2 separate regions of the Homo sapiens genome follow, and region 2 is linked to region 1. The links are chromatin contacts, found by Hi-C or POLR2A ChIA-PET in ENCODE. All regions are on one chromosome and are shown on one strand. The core of a region is the stretch at or near the end of the contact, and the rest is flanking DNA. Distances in the headings are between cores, read along the strand shown.

Region 1 (3,716 bases), core at 343-2,842:
GGGAAAGCAGGCTCTCGAAGTGGTTTGAGTTGGGAGCATGTTATGGGCTGAAAAGTTACAAACTATATCCAGAAACTTCTATAAAGGTATTTCCTTCTGATGTGCCATCATTCCTGGCTCAAAATTCACTTTTCTTTCTACATTTTCTATATTCAGTAAGATATGACCTGTCTGTGAGCCAGGCCTATTGGTACCTGTTCTGTGGTGAGCAGGCACCAGTAGGTGACAAGGCAGGCAAGAGAGAGTGTCCCTGGACCTAAGAAACCAGGCTGTGGACCCAAAGCCATCTGGAAAAGACTCACGGGATGTGGGACATCACTCAAGGCTCAAGGTCAGCCTGGGGTCCAACAGTAAGGATAAGAACCAGGACAGCAGGTTCCAGAAAGCCAGGTCCCTTCATAGGAGGTCAGCCTGACCTAAACGGACACCATTTTCATTATTGTTATTATTATTATTATTATTATTATTATTATTATTTCTCTAAGCCTTCTTAGCATTTGCAGTGTATCCTGGGGGAACTTGCAGTTTTCAGAGACAGACTCATGAATAAAAATGAGTTGTGTAAATTCCTGTATTGAGAGTATTTGCCAAGTGCTGCAGGGCTCCAGAGGAGGCAACGGGCACCTTGGCCTGGAGAAACAGAGGAGGGTGAAGGTTTCTGGGTGAGTCACTGCTGGAAACTAGAAGGTGAAGGGAGAGTCCAGGCAGAGGGAAGAGCGTGGTGGGAGGTAAAAGGTGCCAGCGGGCAGAGCCAGGCAGGGTAGGCGTGTGCTGTGGGCAGGGCAGGGAGGCGGGAGGTGGGGTGAGGGGAAGACCACAGGGAACTCCCCAGGGAGCAGAGAATTGGGTGCCTCCTGCAAGTGTCCACTGTGGCTTCTAGGGAAAATCTCTCCGAAAGAGGAAAGATGTGCTGTGCTGGCAGGAAGGCGGAGACATTCATTTCCAGTCCCTCTGTGATAGGGTAGGGGTGACCCTGTCTTCAAGAGGTGTGATGAAGCCAGTGTCCCCATTTAGCATCAAAATAGACAAGACAGTTCCTTCATTAAGAAAGCAAATCTTGCTGGCACTAGATACCCTTTACAGAGGGCCAGGCTCTGGGAGCCTCCCTGTCTGGGTTCCCATCCCAGCTTCTGGGGTTCCTCTGTGTGCAGTCTGGGGTAGTTAACTTAATTTCTCTGTACTGCAGTTCCTATCTGTAAAATGAGTAGAATAAGTGTTCCTGCATCATAGGTGTTTTATGAGATTAAATGATTTAGTGCAAATAAAGTGCCTGGAATGGTGCCTAGAATATAGTAAATTCTCAGAGTTAACCAGTGTTATTCTCTTTTTACCATTTAGGGAAGGCAGAGGAAAGGGCTTTAAGAGTGTCATGTTCTAGAGCTGAACTTGTGAACTGGTACCTAGGTGTGCTGCAATTGGCTGACAGGTGCGCATTTTAAAAAATTGAATTTGAATCCTTTGCCTGGAGCTGGCATGATCCATGATTCATCATAGTCCATCCTCCACCCCACCCCCTTGTCCCAAGCCTGTCCAGCAACACACATGCAGTGTCCCCTGCAGTTGGCTCCCTAAACATGAGAGCAGAGGACACTGGCGATTGCATTAAGCGGACAGAAGTTACAGGAGGAACCATTGGCAGGATTAGCCACAGACTGAGTCAGCTGTCATGCCACACACTTGGTGAGAGCCCTGCTTATGAAGCAGCTGTGTATTTCAAATGTTGGGTTCAGCCTAGGAGCTTGTTGATGATCACTTTCTGTGGCAGCAGGTTCTAGGGCCAGGGGGGCACCCTGCCAGCTTCTGTCTCCAGCAGACAAGCTGCATCCAGGTACAACCTTCCTCTCAGCCTGTCAGACGTGCGTCTGCACTGCTAGCACAGCCTCCTCCTTCCTACGCCTCCACCTGACCTGTTCCTATAACTATGAGATTGCCCCTTACAGCCACCCAGTGGTGGACGCTCCAAGGCAGGCAAGAGGAGCAGCCTACTTTCCCTAGCACACACCAGCCTGAAGAGCTGTGCTAGTGGTGGAGTGAGGAAAGAACCCTGGCCCCAGAGGTAAAAGACCTCACTGAAGTGTGACCTTGGTCAGATCACTGAGCCCTGCAGTCCTCTTTGTTGTCTATAACCCCTGGGGTACTGTATTGCTTGCAGCACCTCACTTGATTATTGGGTTGTTAGAGAGAGGCAGTGTGTGTAGAGGTGCCTTATTATTATTATTTTTAATGTTAGATACTCTGCAAATGATGGACATTCAAAATAATTAGCAATGCTGCATTATTTCTTGAAGTGTGGCCAACCATCCACAGCCTGGGCTAGAAAGCAGAAATGGGGATGTTGATTGTGATGAGGGTCCCAAACTGTACTGGGGAGAAGATAGATGGAAGCAAAGAAACTCTATACACAGAGAATTTCAAAGAGTTAGTACCAAAAAAAGACTGTAAAATATCTTAATAACTTTTGTATTGACCATGCATTGAAATGACACTTCAGATATTTTGGATTAAATATTAAATATTATTAAAATTAATTTTGCATGTTTCTACTTTTAAATGTAGCTACTTTATTTTTTTTAACATAGTAGAAAATGTACAGCGTATTTTACTTTAGACCAGCTACATTGCAAGTGCTCACTAGTCACATGTGGCTGTCATTGGACAACACAGCTGTAGCCATGTACCAATTGCATTCTGTACGTGCCATTGGGCTTCGAGACTTTTTCCTCCTTCTCCTTGGAGTAGCCTCAACTCTATCGGGGAATCCACGTTGGGCACCAGATATCGGGGAATCTGCCCCGATATTCACGTAGGTTCTTTTCTATTTTCCTTAAGTGCCGGCCAGCTTGAGAAATAAAGGGACAGAGTACAAAAGAGAGAAATTTTAAAGTTGGGCGTCCGGGGGAGACATCACATGTTGGTAGGTTCCGTGATGCCCCACAAGCCGCAAAAACCAGCAAGTTTTTATTAGGGAGTTTCAAAAGGGGAGGGAGTGTGCAAATAGGTGTGGGTCACAGACATCAAGTACTTTACAAGGTAATAGAATATCACAAGGCAAAGGGAGGCAGGGCGAGATCACAGGACCACAGGACCGGGGCGAAATTAAAATTGCTACTGAAGTTTCAGGCACCACTGTCATTGAGAACATCTTATCAGGAGACAGGGTTTTGAGATCAACCAGTCTGACCAAAATTTATTAGGTGGGAATTTCCTCTTCCTGATAATCCTGACAGTGTTCTGGAACTAGATAGGGGTGATAGTTGTGAAACACTGTGAAAGTACCACAGTGTCACTAGTGGTAAATTTTTGCTACATGTCATGAATGATTGGATGGATGGATACATGGATTGTGCAAAAACGTACTGCCTGAGGTTTTGTCAGTGCAATGAGACCAGCAATCAATTCCTCATTGCCACCTGGGGGGTGACATGCACTGGTCTTCCCTACATTATGATGACCCAAGAGCTTCAGCCTCATGTTGCTGACCCTCCTTTCTGTATCCTCATGGCTCATTGAGAGAAGCGAAGGAGCTGTCTGAGGATGTTGTGATACGTTCCAAGTTGTCGGTAACACACTTAGAGGTGATATCTCCTGGCAGCTGCAGAGAAAGCCAGTTCAGTCAGTTTGGGGTTATTAGGGAGGAAGGGGAAAAATGGTGAGAATGTGCTCTAGGAAAGTGGGGTTCTCAGACATGGAAAACCAAATATGTCATGTTCTCACTT
Region 2 (3,716 bases), core at 797-3,296, 84 kb after region 1:
AGGGTCCCAGGGACTGATGTGCCTATCTTCCCAGAAGTGCAGAAGCAGACCAGGAGACCAGTCCATCTGTGAGGACACAGTCCCAGAGAGATAGATTTTCCTCAGGCCCCACCTTTGGGGATGGAGAATCCAGCCCCATCCAGACCCAGCGCTTGAGCCTCCAGACATTGACCAGAATGTCTGCTGCTTCTTGATGCGAGTTCTCCTAGAACCTCATGTGCCAGCCAGCTAAAAGAATCACTGATAATCAGAGGCTGCATGAGCTGTCAGAGCCATCCCATTTCTCAGTGGACAAATGAGCACATTTGGTTGCAGAAGGGAGAGGGGCCTTGCCCTCGGCGACACCAGGGGACTAACAGAACCTGAATGTGGACCCAGCTTTGATGATGGTTAATAATAATGCTTATTATTAAACAAAGCCCAACTCTTTGCTGGGCAGTGTTCAAAGCTAATGGCATTTGCCATCTCTCCTTTTTATTGTAAGTATGATACATCCTATTGTCCCCAGATTCCCAGGTGAGGAAACAAGAAGCAGAGAAGTGGTGTGACTTGCCCGTGGTCACACAGCGGGTAAGGGGTCAGCTGAATTTGGACTTGAGCCTCATCATCACTATTGATTAAATGCAGCCATCTTCTAATGCTGCGCTAGGTTCCTGTATAAGCGTGAGAGTGTGTGAGTGTGTGTGTGTGTGTTTGTGCACGCCTGATCCGTGTAGCATCTCTAGAAGGTGGAGGGTGTTTCCACAGATCCAGAAACTGAGGTCAAGTCCTGAGAGTCTAAGTTCAGTGCCCTTTCTGCTATTTAAGGGAAAGAGGCCTGTCTGTGAGTTCTAACCCTATACATAAAGAATAAATGGGGTTCATTATTGAGTTTTTCCCCTTTTATTCTGTAAGTTAAAATCAACCAAATGATTGAGTTTTACCCCTCACCCATCCCCTAAGCCCATTCCTTTTAAGGGAATGGCCTTCAGATGACCTTGAAGATAGGATGTTGGGTGTCCCGCAGGGTATGGCTACACCCCACTGGATGACCCCACCTGCTATCCCATGGAAGAGAAGAACAGGCAAATGTGGCCCATCACCCCATTCACGTAGGGACACCTAGTGTTCTCTGGGAGATGAATATTCCAAACCCACATCACCATAGTCCCCATCAGGGATAATGCTTTCCTGGGGCTGCAGAAACAAAGTACCATAAACTGGGTGGCTCAAAGCAACCCAAATGTATTCTTTCACAGTCCTAGAAGCCAGAACTCCACGATCAAGGTGTCTTAGGGTTAACTTCTTCTGGAGGCTCTAAGGAAGAATCTGTGCCTGCCCCGCCTGCCTTCTGGTGGTTGCTGGCAATGCGAGGTGTTATTTGGCTTAGAGACACGTCCCTTCAATCTCTGCCTGCAATGGCCTTCCCCTCTGTGCCTGTGTCTTTCTCTCCTTTCTCTTAGAAGGACATCAGTCATTGTATTTAGAGCCTATCCTGAGATCCTTCATTTCATCTTCAGTGACTCTTATTTCCAAATGCATCGCACTCACAAGTGCTGGCGTCAGGGTTGGAGCAGTATCTGTTTGAAGGCACTATCCAACCCACTCTGTCACTGCTCTGTCATGGTATATCAGCAGCTGGGGAAGCAGTTGGAAGTCTCGGGGTAACTGAGCTTTCCCCTTTCCATCTCCACCCTCTCTTACCAAGTAGATCAACCTCTTCCCTAGGGGGGTGTTTCCTGTCACAGAGAAAGGCCAAAGCCAGCGTGCTAGAACAGGTTTCTGCAAGGACACTGTTACCTGTCTGTTTCCAAGAAGCTGTCGGGTGCCCTGTGGCTGGGCTGGTTTAGCTTTCTCTCTGCCCTCAGGCAGGGGGCTGGGTTCCATAACTTCCCAAAGCCCTTTGCAACCGGGGCACACACCACTTTCTCTGGCAGCATGGGTCCATCCTCAGGAGTGTCACATTCCCCATGCTTCTTCCGTCACCCTTGTCCAGCACTTTTCCCCAGGGCTTCACAGGACACATGCCTGGCCCTCAGGGAAGCTTGTCACTTCACTCATTATCCCGCCTGTGAGCAGCGGCTGGCAGTGTGCCCACCGTGAGCTCTGTGCCCCCGACCAGATGGCACACGAGGAGCCCAGGGCTGCTCATTCCACAGTAAGCCTAGTGGCTGGCTTCCCTGGATTTAGATATCAAAATTCACATTGGTGGAGAGAAGAGGGCTGTATCGATGCAGGGGTCTCTACACTGAGGCCTCCTTTAGCACAGAAGACCCTGTGACCTCATCAGACCAGCATTGCTGCCCAGAGCCCTAACACAGCCTGATAAGTGCATATCACTGTAGTCAGTCATGCATGGCTTAATGATGAAGACACTTTCTGAGAAATGCGTCGTTAGGCAATTTTGTCATTGCGGGGACATCACAGGGTGTACTCACACAAACTCAGATGGTGTATCCTACCGTACACCTAGGCTATAGGGTGTAGCCTGTTGTTCCTAGGCTACAAACCTGTACAGCATGTGACTGTACTGAATACTGTAGGCAGTTGCAACGCAACGGTAAGCATTTGTGTATCTAAACATAGAAAAGGCACAGTAAAACTACAGCATAAAAGATAAACAGTGGTACACCTATAGAGGGCACTTACCATGAATGGAGCTTGCAGGACTGGAAGTTGCTCTGGGTGAGTCAGTGAGTGAGTGGTGAGTGAATGTGAATGCCTAGGACAGTATTGTACACTCCTGTACCATAGGCTACACTACATTTATTTCAAAAAAATTTTCTTCACAAATAAATTAACCTTAGCCAGCTGGGCTCGGTGGTTCATGCCTGTAATCCCAGTAGTTTGGGAGGCCAAGGTAGGCAGATCATTTGAGGTCAGGAGTTCAAGACCAGCCTGGCCAACATCGCGAAACCCTGTCTCTACTAAAAATACAAAAATTAGCTGGGCGCTGTGATGCACGCCTGTAATCCCAGCTACTCGGGAGGCTGAGGCACGCTTGAACCTGGGAGGCAGAGGTTGCAGTGAGCCGAGTTTTTTTTTTTTGGAGACGGACTCTCGCTCTGTCACCCAGGCTGGAGTGCAGTGGCGCAAGCTCGGCTCACTGCAACCTCCGCCTCCGGGGTTCAGGCAGTTCTCCTGCCTCAGCCTCCCAAGTAACTGGGACTACAGACGCACAGTGCCATGCCTGGCTAATTTTTTGTATTTTAGTAGAGACGGGGTTTCACCATGTTGTCCGGGCTGGTTTTGAACTCCTGAGCTCAGGCAATCTGCCCGCCTCAGCCTCCCAAAGTGCTAGGATTACAGGCATGAGCCACTGTGCCCGGCCGGTACTTTTTAATAAAATTTTTATTTTTGTTCACTTTTTAAACATTTTTGTTAAAAACTAAGATAAAACATACACATTAACCTTGGCCTACCCAGAATCAGGATCATCAAGACATAATTGGGTGATGGAGATTTTGCAGCTTCATTATTATCTTATGGGACCACTGTCATTGTATTCGAGGTTCATCATTGACTGAAACATTTGTTACACAGTTCATGGCTATATTTGGATCTGAGCTCCTGCAGGCACTGTCTCATATTTTGACATCCACAGTAATTAATGACGTGCCTTATACGTGTTCGGTGAGTAAGTGTTTGTAAATTAATGTTTGTGAATTAGCATTTTCCCTCTTTTCTACCTTTGCACTGGGGTCTGGTATACATAGGTGCCTAATAAATGATCCTTG

Evidence for each region. A loop is a pair of places that touch in the nucleus more often than their neighbours do. ChIA-PET counts read pairs that join two places held with the same protein, here RNA polymerase II (POLR2A). Pooled maps may share reads with other maps.
Region 2: a loop to region 1 is called in a map of heart left ventricle, with 2.4 times the contacts of the local background. The contact joins two enhancer-like sites. A Hi-C loop is called at or near these places in 13 of 168 maps with a recorded cell type or tissue (HCT116, Right ventricle myocardium inferior, aorta and 6 more) and 3 of 50 pooled maps. POLR2A ChIA-PET finds 5 or more read pairs at or near these places in 1 of 52 experiments (A549).

Annotation. Positions count from the first base shown.
Region 1 is chr15:91,973,824-91,977,539 of GRCh38, forward strand. The region is part of intron 2 of SLCO3A1 (solute carrier organic anion transporter family member 3A1); the gene reads left to right. Among named protein-coding and RNA genes, the nearest start is that of SLCO3A1, 120 kb to the left of the region's middle. RefSeq lists enhancers at 265-765, 766-1,266. Within about 2 kb of position 1,593, at least 6 of the 41 ENCODE cell types and tissues checked have a DNase peak (open chromatin) inside an H3K27ac peak, as active enhancers do; they include heart left ventricle, where a contact is called at or near this core.
Region 2 is chr15:92,057,490-92,061,205 of GRCh38, forward strand. All of the region lies in intron 2 of SLCO3A1 (solute carrier organic anion transporter family member 3A1), which reads left to right. Among named protein-coding and RNA genes, the nearest start is that of SLCO3A1, 210 kb to the left of the region's middle. Within about 2 kb of position 2,047, at least 2 of the 41 ENCODE cell types and tissues checked have a DNase peak (open chromatin) inside an H3K27ac peak, as active enhancers do; they include heart left ventricle, where a contact is called at or near this core.